Regions from separate parts of the Homo sapiens genome. Here all the other regions are linked to region 4. Evidence: read pairs that join two places in POLR2A ChIA-PET (ENCODE). Cell type or tissue: CD4-positive, alpha-beta T cell. All regions are shown on one strand. Region 1 holds the start of APEX2 (apurinic/apyrimidinic endodeoxyribonuclease 2). Region 2 has its middle 190 kb from the start of RRAGB. Region 3 overlaps KLF8 (KLF transcription factor 8). Region 4 holds the start of USP51 (ubiquitin specific peptidase 51).

The links. ChIA-PET counts read pairs that join two places held together with the same protein. Peaks named below come from ENCODE experiments on the same cell type or tissue, not always from the same donor. Only the 100,000 strongest peaks of a DNase experiment are listed, where the experiment ranks them.
Region 1: POLR2A ChIA-PET joins it to region 4 with 11 read pairs; 3 of 35 experiments call an interaction of 5 or more read pairs at or near these places.
Region 2: POLR2A ChIA-PET joins it to region 4 with 21 read pairs; 4 of 35 experiments call an interaction of 5 or more read pairs at or near these places.
Region 3: POLR2A ChIA-PET joins it to region 4 with 13 read pairs; 2 of 35 experiments call an interaction of 5 or more read pairs at or near these places.

The regions. Positions count from the first base shown.
Region 1 is chrX:54,997,788-55,002,787 of GRCh38, forward strand. It overlaps APEX2 (apurinic/apyrimidinic endodeoxyribonuclease 2), which reads left to right and starts at 2,576. Exons shown (of 6, transcript NM_014481.4): 1 at 2,576-2,792; 2 at 3,759-3,842; 3 at 4,464-4,644. The coding sequence starts at 2,636. It also overlaps a transcript of PFKFB1 not described here. RefSeq lists a silencer at 2,457-2,596. In CD4-positive, alpha-beta T cell, no CTCF peak of the experiment used is centred here; DNase peaks (open chromatin) are centred at 2,224 and 2,514; H3K4me3 peaks cover 1,897 bases; H3K27ac peaks cover 1,496 bases.
Region 2 is chrX:55,905,666-55,910,665 of GRCh38, forward strand. It overlaps a transcript of KLF8 not described here. Among named protein-coding and RNA genes, the nearest start is that of RRAGB, 190 kb to the left of the region's middle. RefSeq lists enhancers at 3,488-3,557, 3,618-3,677. In CD4-positive, alpha-beta T cell, CTCF peaks have their summits at 2,458 and 2,657; a DNase peak (open chromatin) is centred at 2,516; H3K4me3 peaks cover 1,586 bases; H3K27ac peaks cover 514 bases.
Region 3 is chrX:56,246,734-56,251,733 of GRCh38, forward strand. KLF8 (KLF transcription factor 8) reads left to right here. Exons shown (of 6, transcript NM_007250.5): 2 at 3,498-3,571. Among named protein-coding and RNA genes, the nearest start is that of KLF8, 17 kb to the left of the region's middle. In CD4-positive, alpha-beta T cell, CTCF peaks have their summits at 1,977 (motif pointing left) and 2,176; a DNase peak (open chromatin) is centred at 1,948.
Region 4 is chrX:55,486,434-55,491,433 of GRCh38, forward strand. It overlaps USP51 (ubiquitin specific peptidase 51), which reads right to left and starts at 3,415. Exons shown (of 3, transcript NM_201286.4): 1 at 3,343-3,415; 2 at 2,736-2,932; 3 at 1-2,555. The coding sequence starts at 2,506. The coding sequence ends at 371. It overlaps LOC101928692 (a long non-coding RNA gene), which reads left to right and starts at 2,508. Exons shown (of 2, transcript XR_244468.5): 1 at 2,508-2,613; 2 at 3,432-5,000. RefSeq lists enhancers at 1,971-2,830, 2,348-2,787, 3,008-3,107 and silencers at 2,098-2,177, 3,498-3,607. In CD4-positive, alpha-beta T cell, CTCF peaks have their summits at 3,018 and 3,223; DNase peaks (open chromatin) are centred at 2,318 and 2,648; H3K4me3 peaks cover 2,255 bases; H3K27ac peaks cover 1,350 bases.

The DNA.
Region 1 (5,000 bases), 490 kb before region 4:
ACTGAATCCTAGTCATGGAAGTGGCTCTCCACAGACTATAGTCGCACAGCAGCTGGAGGGTTTTGGGTGGGATTGCTTGTGGAGCCTATAGAAAAAGCAAGATGACTACTCTTAGAGCGAGGAAGTCCTGAAATGTCTCCAAAGAGCTTTGGTTTCTGCCTTTCCACTCTTCTTGATCGTGACAGCCCTCTGAGGAACGTTGGCTAGAGACTTTGATTTCCATTTTACTGAGGAAGCTACTGATGCCCAGAGAAGCAAGAGAGCTTGTTCAAAGCGCCACAGCAAATCAACCCTACTTTACACATCAGTGGGGAGGTAAGAGCTATAATCTCAATCACTCAGTTCATTCAAAACCAGACTTGACCAAGTTAGAGAGACTTTCACAGGTGCTAGTGAATTGCCCTGGGGGCCAGTGTCCCATAAAGGCCAGAATGGACTTTTAAAAATATACAGACAGATAAATAGGTTACATATAGATATAATCTTTTCCCCCACTTTCCCATGCCCTTTAATGCACACGACAACCAACCATCTATGCAAAGAAAACTTTCCAGAGGGCCTGAAGAATGGATGTGGATTTGTGCAACTCCTGCCTACTTTCCCTTCTTTCTCACCTACCTTTTATTCTAGAGGTTTTTTCTTCCATCGCTAATTATCCAACACTCGGTTCTCTTGCATTTACAGACCCCCAAGGCAGGTCCAGTGGGTGGCATCAAAGAGGAAGCCTGGAGGTGTTCGTTGGTTCCCTGAGAAGGCTGAGGACGTACCCTTGTTAAGTGGGGGATGTATGTGCTCTGTTGAAATATCAGCTGTTGTAGTTGCCAAAGACGTTCCTGAGCCACCAGAAGCCTTTTCTCTTCAGTCCAACCATGTGTTCACCTTGCCCCAAAGGTCAGAACTAATATTAACAAGCCACTGCAGAATGGGGAAATTAAAACCAGCCATGGAGACAGGCAAGTTCTGGATTTCGCTGGTGCTGAGTTTCAGATCGATCTTCAGTGTAAATGGGCATAATCCCTTACTGGAAAGCAATCTGGCAATATGAAGCAAGAGCAATAAAAATGTTCATTTCCTTTGTCCTAGTTATCGCACTCATGGGAGTCAATCCTGAGTCAATAACTCCCAAAGCATGAAGAAGCTCAGGACATGCAAATTTTTATTTTAATCACAGAGCTATTTTCTGATAGCAACAACTGGTAACCTTTTAAGTCCTCCAGGAGGAAAAGCAGTTTACTGCGTCTTTGCTGTAACCATTGAGGATGATGGCTCTAAGACTTAAATTCTGGGGAACAAATAATTATGCTGCAATTCTGGGTGAGGAACCTAAAGATGCATCGTTATGCTTTTCCCTGGACATTGGGCATATCCATTACTTCTAATTTTTGTGCTCTCAAAAACAAGCCATGAACCTGTCGATGCTCTTGCTATTATCCTTTGTTCATTCATTCACCTGACAAATATCTATTGCTTCCCAACATATGCTGTGTCCAGTATTAGGGGATGGGGCTAACAAGATGAACCAGACATGGTCATTGCTCTCAAGTTGCTGGCATTCTAATGGCAGCAGAAATAGAAGTCAATGATAGCTGTGTATTATAAGTACTGTGACAGAATGGACCATAGGGTGCCGTGGGGCCCCAGAGGAAAAGACTTAACTGGGGAGGTGTGTGGTCAGTAAAAACACTCAGAAAAGTAATTATTGAGCTAATTAAGACAGGGTGTGAATCCTGGCTCTACTACTTCAGTGTAAGAGAGAGTGAACTGTGAGAATGAAATGAATTCATTCGACGTCTCTAACTTAGCCTCCATGTCCCGAACTGGGTTGTCTTGAGAATGAAATGAGATAACATATACAGAAGAGCCATGGATGCATCCGGAGACAATGCTGCTCACGAGCTTACATTTCCTGGGCTTCGATTTCACTTATCTGAGAAACAGAACCAAGAGTAAGGATGTGTCCGGCTACATCCTTCAGAATGTTAAGAGCCAAGACAAAAGCTACAGGGCAGGCTTGAGACAGCCTCCTCCTCCTCCCCTCTGCCCCAATAAAGCCAAAGGCCCTCCTCCTAAGTCTTATCTCAGTGGAGCGACTCTTACTGCTCCCTCCTCCAACCATGAACTTCCCTTTGCCCAGTCCAACGCGAGCACTTAGCGCCAGCTATTCCTGGGGCGCAAGCGCTGCAGCCATCTGTGAACTTAGGTGGGCGGTCCGCCGCACTGAGGGCGGGGCTTTGGCAGCTGAGCAGTTCCGCTCAGGGTTCCGTCGCTTAAAAAGTGGCAAAATGCCGTTTGTAAGTAACCGGACGCACCACTTGGACTTCTGAGTAGAGGAAAAACGCATTGAGACTCAGCTGTCCGAGCGGAAGGAGCGGGAGCCCAACTGGAAACTCCTCTCGCCATTCATTGCCCCTAGGCTTCCGCTTTGCTTCCTTCAGCGTCCACCCAGTTCCTCCTCCCGCCAATGAGAGCTGAGGAAGTTGAAGCCCCCGCCCGACGTGCGTCAGGCGCTTTAGTGGTACGCACGAGAACGCCTGCGCAAACGCGCGCGGGAGGCGGGCCTGGCCAACTTCTGAACAGGAAGCAGTTCGCTCGCGCCTAGGTTGGCGCGGGCTGGGAGGTGTTCCAGCCCTTTAAGATGTTGCGCGTGGTGAGCTGGAACATCAATGGGATTCGGAGACCCCTGCAAGGGGTGGCAAATCAGGAACCCAGCAACTGTGCCGCCGTGGCCGTGGGGCGCATTTTGGACGAGCTGGATGCGGATATCGTCTGTCTCCAGGAAACCAAAGTGACCAGTGAGCGCTCTGGATTCCAGGATCCCTACATACTTTTTCTTTCCCGCTAACTTTTGTCCCCTGTCCCATGTAATTTTACTTTCCCAGTTTCCTATTCTTAGAGTCCTGTCCTTAGACCCAGGTCCCTTCCCTCTTAAACTTCCATTTCCCACCCTAGCTAGATCCCCTAATTGCACTCCATCTCCTGTCTTCAGCAAACTTTAGCTCCTTCTCGAAACCCCATATCTAGTCAGATTCCCACTCATTCTCCGGCCCCAAACTCAGTCCCCTGAATTTCCTCCTTCCATACGCTGTCCATCTCCCCGCCGCCAAGTCAAACCCCCGAATTCTTCATCCCTGCCCCAAGCTCAGATCCTCTAATTCCCACCCCATCTTTGACCCCAGCTCAGTCTAATTTCCTCTTTTTCACATTTCCACCTCAGAACCCCAGTACCCCTTATCTATTCCCATCTCTCCTCCCAGCGGAAAGTCCCTAATTCCCACCTCATTTCCCACCCCAAGCTTAGATGTCCTCTTATTTCTTCACCCTCTTATCTCCCCTCAGAATCCCCTAATTCCTTTTCCCTCCACCCCCAGTTCAGATCCCCTAATTCCCTCTCTCTTACCTCTCACCCTTAGCTCAGATTCCCACCATCCTCTCGTATGTCCATCCCCATCCCCAGCTTCCTCCTATCGTTCAGACCCCCAGGCTTAGCTCTGATTCTTTCCCCTTCCCACCTAATTCTCCACCTCCACTTCATAGTCTCTAACCGCCCCCCACCAAGCCTTCTAATTCTGATATCAATTTCCTCTCTGACATTTCCCATCTTTCTAGGTCCTCCTCTAATCATGGATATTTCATTCCCGTCACCCCCAACTCTGGCTCTGATGTGTGCAAGGAATTAGCCTACAACTGTAATTCCAGGCCTTTGTGTTTCTCGGATGCTAGTTTTACCTCTGACTTAATCTTACATTTTTTTTTTCCAGGGGATGCACTGACAGAGCCCCTGGCTATCGTTGAGGGTTATAACTCCTATTTCAGCTTCAGCCGCAACCGTAGCGGCTATTCTGGTAAATGGGGCTTTCTGTGGACTTTAAATTAGTGAGGGAGGCAGATAGGGGAAAAGGGTTTCCAATATTTGATGAGAGGGTAATAAGAAATCTTAGACATTTAGTTTACAGAGCTAAAGCTGCATAATAGTAAATTACATGAAATATAATTTTTATGGATAGAATTATCCTACTGGACCTCAGAAGTACAGTAGTAGTGTGGTGCTTAATTGTGTGAACTGTGGAGCCAGACAGCCTGGGTTTGAATCATGGCTCATTTCCTAGCTGTGCACCCTCTGGCAAGTTACATTACCTCTTGGTGCCTCAGGTTCCTCAGCTAGAAAATGAGGATAATGTTTACCTTCCGGGGCTGTTACAAGGATTAAATGAATTAATCCATGTGATAATAATAATTGCTAATACGTCTTGAGCACTCACCATGTATCAATGTAAAACACTTAGAACATTCTGTGGCTTTTTTAGATGTAGGAACTGAGACTCCAGGGTTTGAATAAGGTTGCCCAAGAACCACACTTTATGAAGATGACTTAGATGACTTGTGTGGGGACAATTGGAGTGGGACAGGCTGTGCAACAGGCTATTGACTGCCAGGTCTGCTCAGAGTGCCCTGTCTGTTCCCAGGTGTAGCCACCTTCTGTAAGGACAATGCTACCCCAGTGGCTGCTGAAGAAGGCCTGAGTGGCCTGTTTGCCACCCAGAATGGGGATGTTGGTTGCTATGGAAACATGGATGAGTTTACCCAAGAGGAACTCCGGGCTCTGGATAGTGAGGGCAGGGCCCTCCTCACACAGCATAAGATCCGGTAATAGCTCATATCTCCCTGCTACTGAGCACTGCTGGTGCTACTCTTTGAGTGTGAAGATTCTAAGGCTTGCCATGTAAACATACATGCACCGTGGAGAAGTTCCCAAATTTGCCTTTCCTGGTTTAGTCCTGGCTGGGCTACTCAGTGTGTGACCCTGGCAAATTTTTCCCCCCTCTGAAGCTTGAGTTTCCATCTCTACAATGTGGGGCTGGCCTAGTGATCCAGCTCTTATTACCATAGACATCTCAAAAGCAACTTAGTGCTGAACTCAGTGCCCCAGGTTGCTGTCTTTCTGGGTGTTCTGTGTGAATAGCAGCACCATTACCTGGTGGTAATCCTTAGATATCCCTCTC
Region 2 (5,000 bases), 420 kb after region 4:
CACCTGCACAGGCACACATGCACACACACATATACATATACATTGCAGACAAACAAAATTTATCTGCTGGCCAAATTTAACTTATGGACTGTTGGTTTGTAACCTGTATTGTATAGCAATTTCCACAATTTTCAGGGTTGTCTCAATTTCAACCCAGTCTTAGCTTGCCTGATGCCAAATACTAAGCCCCTCTGCATCATCCTTACAAATAACCCTGCCTTGATTCTCAGAAATAGTGTAAAAGTTCTCTAAAACTTAAAGCACAACAAAATAAAATAAAATAAAATAAATTAGCCAGGCATGGTGGCGGGCGCCTGTAGTCCCAGCTTCTCTGGAGGCTGAGGCAGGAGAATGGCGTGAACCCAGGAGGCAGAGCTTGCAGTGAGCCAAGATTGCCCCACTGCACTCCAGCCTGGGCGAGAGAATGAGACTCCATCTCAAAAAAAAAAAAAAAAAAAAAAAAAAAAACCCCAAAAAACACACACACAAAAGTTAGAGAAAGGGGAAATTTATTGAAAGAGTCCTTTCTTTGCCTATGGTCCACAGTGCTTAGCATTGTGCTGAGAATATAACCATGGTATCTGTCAAAACTCCCTATAATATTATGCTCACGTATAAGTAGCAGCCTAGTAAAAGCTGCCTGGCATTCATGGCTAGAGGTCCAGAGATTTGGGCTGAGTAACCTCTATGAACAGGCAGATAGTTAAGGTTAGGACACAGTGGGTATAAGCAACCAATGACATGTTAATGACAGCTCAAGACAACCCTGAAAAAAAGATTGTTGTCCTCCTAAGTTTTCTCTTGTTGAGACTAAATAGCCCTATACTCTTCTAGTGGTGAAGGAAAATGGCTGCTTCTTATGACCCTGTATCAAGGTCATAGTTTACAAAATTGCTTAAACCACCCTTCTTGCTTTATGTAACCAATGCTCTTAATTTTATTCTTCCCTTCATCTTTAAATTAAGAACACAAGTCAACCATCAGCTATCCACTGCCAACCCTAAAAGCTAACCTGAAAGCACACTTCTACTATGTCACTGCTCCAATCATGTTGCCAACTCAGCCCAGAGGCAAGATATTCAAGCAGATGTTCTAAGGAAGAATAAATAGGGGAAGTAGTTCATATCAGGTGTGTATTTCTTTCTTGTTTTCTGTTTTGATTTGTTTATTGTTTACAAACAGATATCACCCAGATAAATCCCTGATGATATTGCCTTTAATTGTTCTTTCAACAAATTTTTATTGAGTCCCTACTATATGACACCCACTGTTCAGTATGCTGTGGATAGAGCAATGAGCAAAATAGATGATGTCCCTGCTCTTACTGAGCTTATACTCTAGTGGGAGACTTACTTTGTCACAGAAACAAACACACAGATTAAATTGTGATCTGTGCTGTGATAAAAATAAAATGAGATGAGGTCATAGAGAGTGCCTGGATTGTGGGAGTTACCTTAATCCACATGGTAAGGGAACGCTTTCCTGAGATGTGTAGGATATTGGAGCCCACCATGGGCATAATCAGACAGAAGGAAAAGGAATGCAAAGGCCTTGAGGTGAGAGAGATCTTAATATATTGCAATGAAAAGGAGGTCAGCATAGCTACAGCAGTGTGAACAAGGTGTTTACAAATCAAGTCAAAGAGACAGGCAGGGGACAGGTGGATCTTGAGGGCCTTGTTGATAATATAAGACAATCTGGATGCTAACTGCAATGGGAAATGACTGAAAGGTTTTAAACAGAGGTGCGACCTGGTCAGATTTGCCTTTTAGAAAGACTATTTGTTTGCTGGCTGTTGAACAGATTTTAGCAGGGCAGATGTGGAAGAAGGGTCACCAGTGAGGACACTCTTCTAGCCATCCATTTGGGAGATGGTGATGGTCAGGATCAGGGTCAGGGTAGTAGTAGTGGAAAGGGTGAGAAATGGTCAGATGCTGAACACACTTTTAGGACAAAGCTAACGGGATTTCCTCAATAATTGGATGAGACTTGTGAGAGAAGAATCAGGGATGGCTCCAAGATTTTTGGCCTAAGCAACCAGGTATTGTCATTAACTGAAGGGGGGGATGGCATTAAACATGATTTCTCATGGGTCATTCTGGAGTTCCAGTTATACCTGTGGGATGGAACCTCAGGGCCCTTCTCTGACTTTGAGCTGCCTAGTTATGAGGTGGGGCGGTAGTAAGGGACTGCTGTTTGGGTGAATTAGAGGCATAAGGCACATTTCTGGGAATCACCACCCTCTCTCCCTTCCCCTTCCCCATTCTAGTCAAAAAACATGCAGACTCACACAGATGAGAGACAGAGAAGACTGAGCATCCCAGGATAGGCAGAAGGAAGAGTCCCCAGAAACTCTAGAGCTGTTGTAGCCACTTCAGTCCAAAGACTGCATGGGCGTGGGCGGCGCCAAGGGGGCGTCGCAGAAACTTTCTTAGGGATCTGGCAGCCTAGGGAACCAGTTTTACCGGAAACAAAGTAATGAAAAGAGATGCGGTGGGGTGTGGCGGGGCCTGCCCCCTGCCGGAAGAAGTTTGGGTGCAGCCCAGTATTCAAGCTCCAGGACAAAGGGGGCGGGGAGGCCGCCACTAGCAAACAACCTCAGCTTCATAAATCCAGCAGAAAGGTCCGGGGTATTGTTGAAAAGGTCGGAAGGACCAAGATTATGTCCGCCAGCCTAAGTGGGACGAACAACCAAGTTGTGCGATGCAGCTTTAAAGGGGCTGGTGATTGACAGAATGGTGTAGTAGTAGATGGGGTGGAGCCGCTGGGTGGGGTCGAGACTGGCAGCTGAGAGATACCAAAAGGAAGAAAAAAGAAAACCATTGCTCTTGATATTGCTAATGCCGGGGGAGGTAAGCTAACGAGAAAGTAGGGAAAAGGAAGGTTTTAGAGTTCACCTCCACTCCTTCCCCTGGCTAACACTCTTTACACTCTTCTGCCTTCCCTTGAGATAATTAAAATAGACTGTACACCGGCCCTAGTCGGTGCCCATTCCCCCTAACTCTTCACTCAACTACGTGTGTAGTCCGAGGGAGTGAGGACCCCGGGTCCAAGAGCTCAATCCCGGCCCCGCCCCGTCGGCCCAGGCCCCGGGGCTGGGAGGAGAGGATGCCTTCGGAGGCGCAGAATCCGAAAGTAAGTTCCTTTTATTTTGCCTTACCAACTGCCACCTCCCACTCCACCTTCCTTTTATCACCCTCTCTGGGCGGCGAAATAGCCTCTTTCAAGGAAAACCTTTCAGGGTGGAGCAGAGTGGGGTTGGTAAGAAGGGGAGGGGAAGGGAGGTGGTGCTTTAGAGCCTAGGGGAGCTACCACGGGCGGGACAGGCGCGCTCAGTTCGATGGCTGTGTGGTTGGATCCTTGATTTCTCCTCCAGGTATTAGAGCCTCGACTTCCTCCCTCCTGGCATTCTTTCTTTTTATCACCCTGCAGCAACCCTATCAGGTTGCCTGAAGCCTCTAGCTGTGAGCTAGGAGGGCTCCATCTTGCCTGGCTTCTTAAAGGGACAGTGCACTATTTAACTGGAAATTCAATTATGAGAAGGGTGGCAGTACCTCTATGTTGGAAGGAATTTGTGTGGCGAGGACAGCTTTTTCTTACTCAGACCAGCTTCCATACTTGGTTCTAATATCCGTGTGGTTCTTAGGAGGTGCACCGTGGGCAATGTTGCCAAGTTACACATTAGTTAACTGCAGCCAGTTGACTGCTGTTTTAGCTCAAAGGGAAAATTTCCATTTCCTGAAAGGCGCCATGGCAGTGCAGGTATCTTGAACAAATTCATTCTACAAATTTTATTGAATGCCAGGTGCATTGCCTGTGGCTGATCACACTGCTGGGAGGTTTGTGTAAAATGTCAAGGCCATGCAGAGTGTTGTCAATGACTCCCTTTTTAACTGATTAGTAGCCTTCCCAGGATATGGAGACAAATGTTGAATTTGATTCCAACATTTACCAAACATTTCTTACATGAATGGCTCAATGGTTCACTTTTATTGTCTTCTGTTCAGTACCAGGTGTCCATATGCTCAAAGCCAAGTGACTGGGAATTCCAGCTAGAAGAAATAGGAACTCAAATCAAAATGGCATGCAGAGAGGAAAGAGCAGGAAACTTCAGTAGGAAAGCTAATGCCACTTTGGCGTTATCCATGTCCAGTAAGGGAGATTGTTTTGGGAAAGAGGGCTTCACCATCTCCCTTCCACTGTTAAAGAAGAGCTGGTGTGGCAGAAACTTGTTAGAAAGGGTCTCTTATGGACCAGTGACATCTCTTACATATTTGTCTCTCTTATGTTTCTGCACAGGGAGGGTGGCAGGACTGTGGATAGAGCCTAATGATACTCCACAGGTCGAAGAGATGAAAATATGTTTGAGGTTTTAGGGTTCATATTTCACTCTGTAGGTTTTTGTTTGGTCAATGGAATGCCACAGTTCCCGGTGCTCTGCAATTTCCTTTGTTTTGAGTCCCTTCCTAGTTCTTACTCAGCGGTCCAGGGTAGGGAACTGTGACAGAGCAAGGTATTGACACAAAATTACATTGTGTTATTATATTCATTCATTCATTCGTTCATTCATTTGACAATTACATACTGAGAATCTACTCTGTATCATCACCACACAAGACTCTGGGGAAAATATGCCTTCTTGGAGATTATATTCTAATGAGGAGGTGTTGGTGGAGGGGACTAACAAAAAACAATGAACATATACGTTGAGTGGGGATAAGATAGGAGAAAAGCTACAGGGCATGTGGAATTGGGGTGATTTTAAAGAATATATCTGAATGAAGTGAGGGAGCCAGCCGTGAGAATACCTGAGGGAAAGGTGTTCTAGACAGAGGAAGTAGCAAGTGCAAAGGCATGGTATGTTCAAAGAATAGTAAGAAGGTCAGTATCACTGGAGTGGACAAGAGGAAGAGTGCGGGATATAAGGTCAGTGAGATAGAGGGGGCTAGATCATATGGGAACTTGTAAAGACTTTGACTTTTATTCTGAATGAGACAGGA
Region 3 (5,000 bases), 760 kb after region 4:
GCTGATAACCAACTGGCTGAAGATAGGGAGAGAGGAGTCAAAGGTGGCTGACCCCTAGGTTTTTAGACTGATAGACTGGGTTTATGGTGGTGCTAGAAATTAAGATTAGAAATATAAGAGGTGGAGCAGGTTTGTGAACTCATGGGGTATAAAAGTCCTATTTGATACACAGGACAGATTCTTTGGGCCAGAGTTCAAGATTCTGATAATCAACAATAATAATGGTGGTGATAATAGCTAACTGAGAGTGTTCTATATGCCAGGATTTGTTTTAAGTGTATTTACATGTACAGTTATTCATCCCTTAATGAAGGGGATATGTTCTGCAAAATACATCCTTAGACAATTTTTACATTGTGTGAATATCATAGAATGTACTAACATAAACCTAGATGGTATAATCTACTACAACCTAGGCTATATGGTATAGCTTATTGCTCCTAGGCTACAAACTTCTATAGCATGTTACTGTACTGGACACTGTAGGCAGTTGTAGCATAATGGTGTATATTTGTGTATCTAAACATAGAAAAGGCACAGTTAAAATATGGCATAAAAGATTTTAAAATGGTGTACCTGAACACCACTTAACATGAAGGAAACTTGCAGAACTAGAAGTTGCTCTGAGTAAGTCACTTAGTGAGTAGCGAGTGAATGTTAAGGCCTAGGACATTACTGTACCTTACTTTAGACTTTTTAAACAGTGTACACTAGGCTACACTAAATTTATAAACAATTTTTTCTTATAAATTAACCTTAGCTTACTATAACTTTTTTAGCTTAAAACACAAATCCTGTACAGCTGTACAAAAATATTTTATTTCTTTGTATTCTTATTTTATAAGCTTTTTTCTATTGTTAATTATTTTTTTTTTGCTTTTTACAAGTTTTTGTTAAAAACTAAGACACAAAGACACATCAGCCTAGGCCTATGAGGGTCAGGATCATCAATATCACTGTCTTCTACCTTATATCTTGTCCCACTGGAAGATCTTCAGGGGTAATAACATGCATGGAGCTGCCGTCTGGTATGACAACAATACCTTCTTCTGGGATACCTCCTGAAAGACCTGCCTGAGAATGTTTTATAATTAACTTTTTTTTAGTAAGTAGAAGGAGTACACTCTAAAATGATGATAGAATGTATAGTGTAGTAAATACAGAAAACAATAACATAGTCATTTGTTATCATTGTTAAGTATTACATACTGTATATAATTATATTGACTGACAGCACAGTCGATTTGTTTACACCAGCATCACCACAAATACATGAGTAATGCTTTGCACTGTGACATTACAGCGGGTATGATATCACTAGGTGATAGGAATTTTTTAGCTCTGTTATAATTGTATAGAATCATTGTCGTATCTATGAGAACACTTGGACACAGGAAGGGGAACATCACACACTGGGGCCTGTCATGGGGTGGGGGGAGAGCGGAGGGATAGCATTAGGAGATATACTTAATGTAAATGACGAGTTAATGGGTGCAGCACACCAACATGGCACATGGATACATATGTAACAAACCTGCACGTTGTGCACGTGTACCCTAGAACTTAAAGTATGAAAAAAAAAAGAACAGTGTCGTATCTGTGGGTCATCGTTGACTGAAACGTCATTACATGGCATATGAATGTATTAACATGGAATGTTCACATTAACTCTGTTAAGGCAATACCGTGTTACCCCCTCTTTTGGCAGGTGAAGAAACTGAGGTTCATAGAAGCTAATATAGCCTCTCAGAATCACTCTGCTTCCTCAACTCTGCTGTCTCTTAATCCATAGGAATCGAAGAACAGATTGGAGTTGGCTGTCTTAAGTTGTACTTGCTAGAAATAATGAAGCCTGTTGAAGGTGTTGTGTGAATGCAGAGGGAGAATCGAATCTTCTCCACTCCTACGCATGGTTCTGGCAGCAACAAAGAAAGCTCTCCTGGCGTTTTGGTGCCCCCCTGTGGGCTGTATGAGAGTTACCTGACCTCACATTCTTTTTCCACCATCACACCTCCTTTTCCTGTCTTAGAAATCAGAAAAAGCTTAGCTACCCTCTCTACCACCTCTCACTTCATAGTTAATTACACCTCAGGCATCTTTCATGCATAAATTCTCTAATTTTCTTTCGTTCTTTTCCACCCTTTTCCAATTTCTGTACTTGAGAAAACACATTCCCTCACTCTCCTTTTCTGTCACTGTCATCAAAAACCTTCGAAAATGTGATTAAACACCTACCATGTACCAGGCAATGTTCTAGGGCCTTGGAATACATTAGTGAAAAAAACAAAGATGAAAGTATCTGCCTGCAAGGAGCTCAGATTCTATTGGAAGTCAGTTTTCTTAATTCTGGCTTCTACTATTCTTATTACTTACTACAGTTCCTCCATTAACCTGTTAAAAGAGAAACTTTAGACAAATTACACTTAACAGTTTAATCGAGCAAAGAATGATTCATGAATCAGGCAGCCCCCAGAAGAAATAATAGATTCAGAGCAACTCTGGGGCTGCCATGTAGTCAGATAATATTTATGGACAGAAAATGGAAGTGAGGTACAGAAACAGCTGGATTGGTTATATCTCAGTATTTGCCTTATTCAAACACTTTGAGTTGTTGACTGCCTGTAATTGGCTGAAACTCTGTGATTGGCGCAACAGTAGATTACACTGTCTACACATCCAGTTAGGTTATGGTTCATTATGGATGGGGAAACCTTTAGGCTGAACTTGAAATATGTAAGGAGGAAGCTTTAAGCTAACCTTAATTTAACAAACCCCACCCCCAAGTTCCATGGAAGCCTTAGGGTTCTGCAGAGGATAGTCTGAAATCTTTTAATCATAGATGGACAAGTTGTGGCTTAGGAAAAAAAAGGCCTTGCCAAAGATTATGGGATGTGAGTGCTGCACATCTAACTCCCAGAAAATCTGGTTGAGGAAGAAAGCTAGTAGGTGCTTCTAGTATGAATGACTGATGGTTTAAGGCAGCTGAATTAAGACACTAATTCCTTTTTTTAAGAGGAAAAACTAAAGAAGAAAGAGAAAACTGTTTTTATTACCCCACCTGGCTTGCAGATTTAAGAGACGTAGACAGATAAAATACGTCTCTAGAGAGATTTGGCCTTGATGTGTAAATAAGTTCACTCGGGTAAATATATATATAGGAGCTTGGAACTCCTTCAAGCAAGAACTAGACCAGGAAGGTAGAATACTGAAAACTGTAGCTATACTGATGTTCCTCTGAAGGCAGAGCATGTTGGAGAAATAGGAAGAAACAGATTACCTGCATGCAGTTTGGTGGAGGGGAGCAGCTAATATTATTGGGGAAAAGTTAGGTCCATCTTGATGAGTAAAATAAATCAGAAGGTTTCAATGACTTATCAGTATCTGGTAAGCACTGAAAGATAAAGGTCATAGAACACACATAACATTAATGGCATATTTATGCATATAGTGGGTTAGATTTTATTCTGAAAGTTGTCTTTTCCTTTTCTCTTTTCCAGATATGGATAAACTCATAAACAACTTGGAGGTCCAACTTAATTCAGAAGGTGGCTCAATGCAGGTATTCAAGCAGGTCAGTTATCAGGAAAATAGGGTGCTAATATTGGGCCATAATAGTATTGAATACCTGGTAGTGATTACAGAATTTAAACTCATTTTTCTTTCTATAACATGTTTGGGGATTGAGAAGAGGTGAAGGAAGACATATTTCTAGAAAGTATATGAATGCCTTGGTTTCATAGTCAGCTGGGGAGTAGATCTGGCCTAAAAGAAACATAGCCTCTGGAATCAAGGCTATAAAGACAAGAGTAGACCTTTAGTAGACAATAGCAACTATTTATATAGCACTATTTCATATTTCAGATAGGATGAAGATTAAATGCATTGTCTTATTTAATCTTCACCATAATCCTGTTGAACAGTGTATTAATTAGTATTCTCCAGAGAAACAGAACCAACAGGATATGTGTGTATGGTGTATGTGTGTGTGTATGCATATATGTACATGGAGAGAGAGAGAGAGAGAGATTTCAAGAAATTGGCTCATTAGATTGTGGAGGCATGGCAAGTCCAAAACCCCATCAGGGGTAGGCCGGCAGGCTGGAGATTCAGAAGGAGTTACAGTTTGAGTCCAAAAGCAGATTGTGAGAAGAATTCTTTCTTGCTCTATGGAGGACAGTCTTTGTTTTAAAAACTAAGGTCTTCAACTGATTGGTTGAGGACCACTCACATTATAGAGAGTAATGTGCCCTATTTAAAGTACAATGTTTTAAATGTTGGTCTCATCCAAAAAAATACCTTCACAGAAACATCTAGAATAATGTTTGACCAAATATCTGGGCACTGTAGCCCAGCCAAGTTGTCACATAAAATTAACCATCATTATTCTTAGTTTCCCCATTTGATGGAAAATAAAACTGGCCTTGAACACTCCAAGAATTAGGATTCGAAACAGGTTATCTGGATTTTATGTCCCAGGGCTCTGTGCTAGATGTTGAAGTCCCGTCTTTCTTGGGGTTGCAAATTCACTGCATGAGTGAAACTCAAATACAGTCAAAATTAACCTTGAAAATCCTTAAATCACCTATAGACTTGAGTATACAGTGTTGTATATACAATACTTGTCTGTTTCTTTATTTAATTCATCAGATAAAGTTGGTTACATTTAGGAATCTTTTTGTTATAATTTCAACTTTTATTTTATTTTTTGAATTTTTATATATTTATTTATTTATTTATTTATTTATTTGAGACGGAGTCTCGCTTTGTCACCCAGGATGGAGTGCAGTGGCACAATCTTGGCTCACTGCATCCTCTGCCTTCCAGGTTCAAGCTATTCTTCTGCCTCAGCCTCCTGAGTAGCTGGGACTACAGGCACGCACCACCATGCCCGGCTAATTTTTGTATTTTTAGTAGGGACAGGGTTTCACCATATTGGCTAGGCTGGTCTCGAACTCCTGACCTCATGATCCGCCCACCTCGGCCTCCCAAAGTGCTGGGTT
Region 4 (5,000 bases):
TTTTGCTGATAAAGGAATACTCCCTGACTTCACAAGATATTTCTGTAAAAACAAATGACATAGAGTAGCATCAGAACACTTCTACTCCCGTTGTCCCCACCTAAAGCATTCTTTTCATTTCATTATGCTTTATGTGACCATTTTCAACCTCTTCTCCCTCTCCCCATTTCTTAAGGTTGAATGGTCACTGGTTAGTATTCATTTTTTTCTTCCGACAGACCCATGGGCCATGCTAAAATAGGTTCTTTATATCAAGATACTAGCTGTCACATAGGTGTTACTGTCATTGTCCATTCCAAGTAGGTCTGTGTGTCACTTCAAAATCCTTGCCTAATCATTTACTTTTTTTTCAGTAAGTGGTCTGGTAAGACTAGTCTTTCTCTAGACCCTGTTTGTGATAGAACAGTAAATACCCTTCACTGTAGAGTAAGTCCTCAATGGTAGCCTTGGTGATGATGGCATCATCACAGCTGAACCACTGGTCCTTTTGTTGCCGGATGAAGCTGGTATAGTGGCCACTTTCCAAAGTTCCATGGTGATTAATCACTGCAAACAAGGAATACTTATTCTCATTGGGCACACAATCTGTTGGTGGCTGGCCTTCTTTCATTCTGCTCTCTTTAGTAGAGGCCAAAAACGGAGTCATGTCCAGCTCCAAGGGAAAGGAGATAAAGGTATTAATCTTTCGCCTCTGTTTGCCTACATGCTCAAACCGCTTGAGATGAAAACAAGCCACAATGGGTAATTTTTTCATTGTGAGCTGTTTAGTAGACTCCTGGTAGCTTTGGCAACTATTGCATTTGATTTTGGCACTGCTTCCTAGGTGCTCTGGCCTTGTAAACCACTGTAGACAGTCTGTAAGTGAGGGGATTCCTGGTATGTGGTCATCCCTGCTCACTGTGCTGTCAGCCCTCTCTGGGTTCTGGGAATCGAATGTGGCACAAGAGCCAGGCAAGTCCAAACTGATGTCCCAGCATGGGTCTATGGTGGTAGAAACACTATGGCAGGCTTGACATGTGACATCTGATTGCAGGCCACCTGTAAAGATTTGGTCTATGATGCAGTTACAGCAGTTGGGGTTATTGGCCTCCTGCCCACCACTATCATCTTTGCTGTGTCTATGTAGCACGTCTAATATTGCAATAAGGAACTCATGGGCATCCTGCTGCCTGTACCCTGCTAAATGTTCTGCATGGATCCATATCAGATGCAGTAACTTATAGGGAATGTGAGGAGTTCGGCTCCCAGAGTACATAGCATGAAAAAGCGAAGACATTTCACAGACCAGACACAAGCTGGGGCTTGTCATTATACATTTGTGCTTGTCAGAGAGGAAGAAATCTTTCAGTAGAGGAATATGGGTAAGTGCCTGGACAATACAATTCATAAAACAAGTGTTCCCAAGATTGATTAGCCCTCTCAGGCCTACAGTATAGACTGACTTTTTTCTTCTCTTTTTCTTGGGTTTCACCAATTTTGGCTCCTGTTCCTTTGTCTCACAGGTTGATTGCTTGTCTTCAAACCCTGATGTCATAAACTGTTGATGAGAAACATCTGTTGAGGTGGAAGTTAATAATCTCAAAATTTTTTCTTTTGTTTCTTTGGCAATCTGTTCTATGTCTTTGTCATATACATAATCCTTACACATGAAGCAATATATGACCCCATGATAAAGGTCTACAGCTAAATGGTGCTGCTTTGTTTCTGCATGTTTGTGAATATGTTTCTCAGTGAAGCAGCCAAAAAAGACACAGGAGAGACAAGAGTGGAGTCTGTTCATATGGGTACTACATACGTGACAGATGCATGACTTTGCTTTACGTTTCCTAGTCTCTGGGGTCCCACTCCAAACGAAACGCTGGTAGATCAACCTCAGGTTCTTCTGCCAGTTCTTACCTACTTTAAAGCTCTCCACATGAGAGCAGCCTGTGGGACCCTGACCAAACTCGACCTCCAGCAACCAGTCCCCTAAGCCGCCAGGATCCCCCGACCCGTCTAGGTCACCAGAGCAGCTTCTCCGTGTCTGAGGCCTGGACCCAGGCCGGGATCTGCGCCGGGATCCACGCCAGGCCCTGGGCCGCGGTGCGGGTGGGGGCGGGGGTGGCGGCGGGGGCGGGGGCCGGGCTGGAGGCGGGGGTGGGGCCGAGAGCCCAGGCTGGCTGCGGGAGCGGGCCCGGGGCTGGGGCCGAGGGCGGGGCTTGCGGCGCGGGCAAACGGGCGAGGAGCTGCTGTGACAGCGAAGGGGGATTGAAGGGAGCACCTTCTCGTCGCCGCCGCTGCTGCTCCACGTCAAGTTCTCCTCCGGCGCGGGCTCACGCTCTTGTAATGGCTCCAGCTTCATCTCCTCGGCTTCACGTCTCGAAGACGCCTTCGTAGCCCCCGCCGCCGCCTCCTCCATTTTCCCCGCCTTCTCAACCGCCTCCTCAGGAGAGGCTCCTCCCCCACCTCCGGAGATCCAGCGGACCCCAGAGCCGGAGGGCAAAGAAGTTTCTCGAACCTGGGCCATCAGATCACTCCCCGACCTGAGGAGCAAGGCGTCTGGAAAACAGCTGCGACTGTAGATGAAAGGAGACAGAGACTTCTGTGAATGATCTGCCCAGCGTCATGGCCGCGGTGCGCAGTTAGCGCCCCCAGGACCCCTCCCATCGGCCCTTGAGCTCAGCCCGCGGCTTCTGTCGGCTCCACCCACTCAACTGAGAGGCCCCTGGAGCTGATGGGGAGACCGAGGCGGTTACCTGCTTCAAAGGCGATCAGATCATGCCAGGGGACTGGGAACAGAAGGCTAGCGAGCGGTGGGGGTGGGGAACGGCCTGAGCTTTAGGACAGAAAGGATGGAAACTTCTTTAAAAAAGGCGCCACCCTCTGACTGCTTTTTTGCGCCCTGCGCAGCCTCGCTTTGGTGCAGCTTCCTCTGACGTTCTTTCCCTGTATCCTAAAAAACACTTGGGTCAACATTTTCTCTCCAAAATGGCTGAAAGGACGCACTTTTGGAAAATGAACTCACAGGAAGAAAGTGTCCCTCTGTTTCTACCTAACCTATACTTCTGTGACCCGGTGTGTTCCACTCTAAGCCGTTGCCCCTCAGCGCACTTTCGGTCCACCCAGCTCTTGCGCCCTCTCACGCTTTTTCGCGCTTGTGCTCTCACACCCCTTTTCTTGCTTCTGCGACTTCAATTCCTATGATTTCTCCTAGAATTCGGATTACTACTCCCTCCCTTCACGCATTTGCCACCTCTATGGCCACCACTATCCTCGCGCGACCCCCGAAGTCTCCGCTCCCTTTTCCCTCTCCTGCCCCCGCAACACCCCCAGCCCGGCAGTTTGTTTAAAGGTCTGGGTTACCTTGGGCCCCAGGCGCGTGATATAGAACGTCAGCAACTGCTGCTGTCCAGGCGCTCCTCAGCCAGCCTTCTCTCCTGACCTCTCCTCAGGGCTGGTCACAAGGGGGCCGCCCCCTGGCCCCTCCCCTCTCGACGTGCGGCCCCCAACCCCGGATTCTGCCCTCCTGCAGTGATGAATGGCACCGCTGTCCCGCGCAGGCAGGCAAACCTCTTCCTGAAACAGACTCTGCTGGAGGCAACAGCAGCAACAGATTCTACAGAAAGCCCCTGAAATGGAGGCTCAGGCCTCACCTAGCTCCAGGCCCGCACTCCACAGAAAAAAAGATTCACCCGGCGTGGGGGTGGGGGCTTCCAGAGATGGCAACCCTCTGGCAGGAATCCCTCAGGATCCTGTCAGAGCCTGGTCTCTGGGAGTTGACGGAGGGAGGGAGGGAGAGAGAGAGAGAGAAAGAGAGAGAGATTATCCCAGAATGTGCAGGGGAGGAAGCATAAGCAAGGGCTCAGGCTCAGAGAGACCTGAGCCCAGGCACATGCTTGCTGTGTGACCTCGGATAAAACACTTAACTTCTCTGAGCCTTAGTTGTGTCAATTTTTAAAGAGAAATTGAAATAATAACCCTAGCCCAATGTGAACACTGAGTCATAGTATATATCAAGTAAAAGACCTTTTTGGCGAGCTTTATCTGTCACACCTCTTTTTTCAGTCCGCTCCTGAAAATCAGCATAGAGAACAACTCCTGATGCAGAGTAGAGGAGAAGAGAATGCCTTTCTCTTTCAAAGCTCTCTCAAAGTTATGGCTCAGTTCACCCGATCATCCATCCTAGGCAGTCCATATACAGGAGCATGTATTCAACAAAGATGCCATAGGTGCATTATAGCGCTAGATTGTGCTGGGAGAAGCACAAGATACAACTGTTTGTGTCCTGAAGTCCATACGCCAGGAGACTTTTCCTTTTCTTTGACAGATCCGGCATCCAAGGCGACAACCCGGAGGAAAGCTATCTCCAGGGCTTGTTGCCCTTCCGGTCCAATCCCAAGAAAATTACGGTTTATTACAGCGGATGTTTAATGCTACATTTAATCTCTCTGAGAAAGTCACACACCTCCCCTCAAAACCTCACGATTAGGATTCAGCTCTCTTAACTTGGCAGTGGCATCTAGTGGATACCTCCGCACAATGGATATCACTGATTTTGTGACTTGGTTTAGATTCGACCATATCTCAGTCACATACTAGCACCCGGAGGGAAAGTGCTTTGGAATTATAGACTGGCTTGTGCAGGAAAACGTGCTTTTTCTCCCCTAGGGAAGGGCATTTTCTCAGCCACAGCTAAGCAAAGAGTTGCTCCACTCTGGGTTAGCAGCCCTAGAAGGAAATGCTGAGTCAGTCATTTGCTAGCTGTGCCACCTGTGGCTTGGATCCCAGCTGCTCTGAGACAGCCCTGCACCCTTTATGCAGGCAGGGAGGCAGGGCACAATTTATAAATACTTCTGTCTTCTGAGCCTTCGCTTTCTCCTGTGCAAAATCAGAATCATGAGAATGCCAGCCCTACCTAGATTGGTTTATTCAGCAGATATGTAAAGAGCACCTACTGCTGCACTGGGCACTATGAATATACAGCCAAACAAAACTGGGCACAAAAGCAAGTAAGCCAGAGT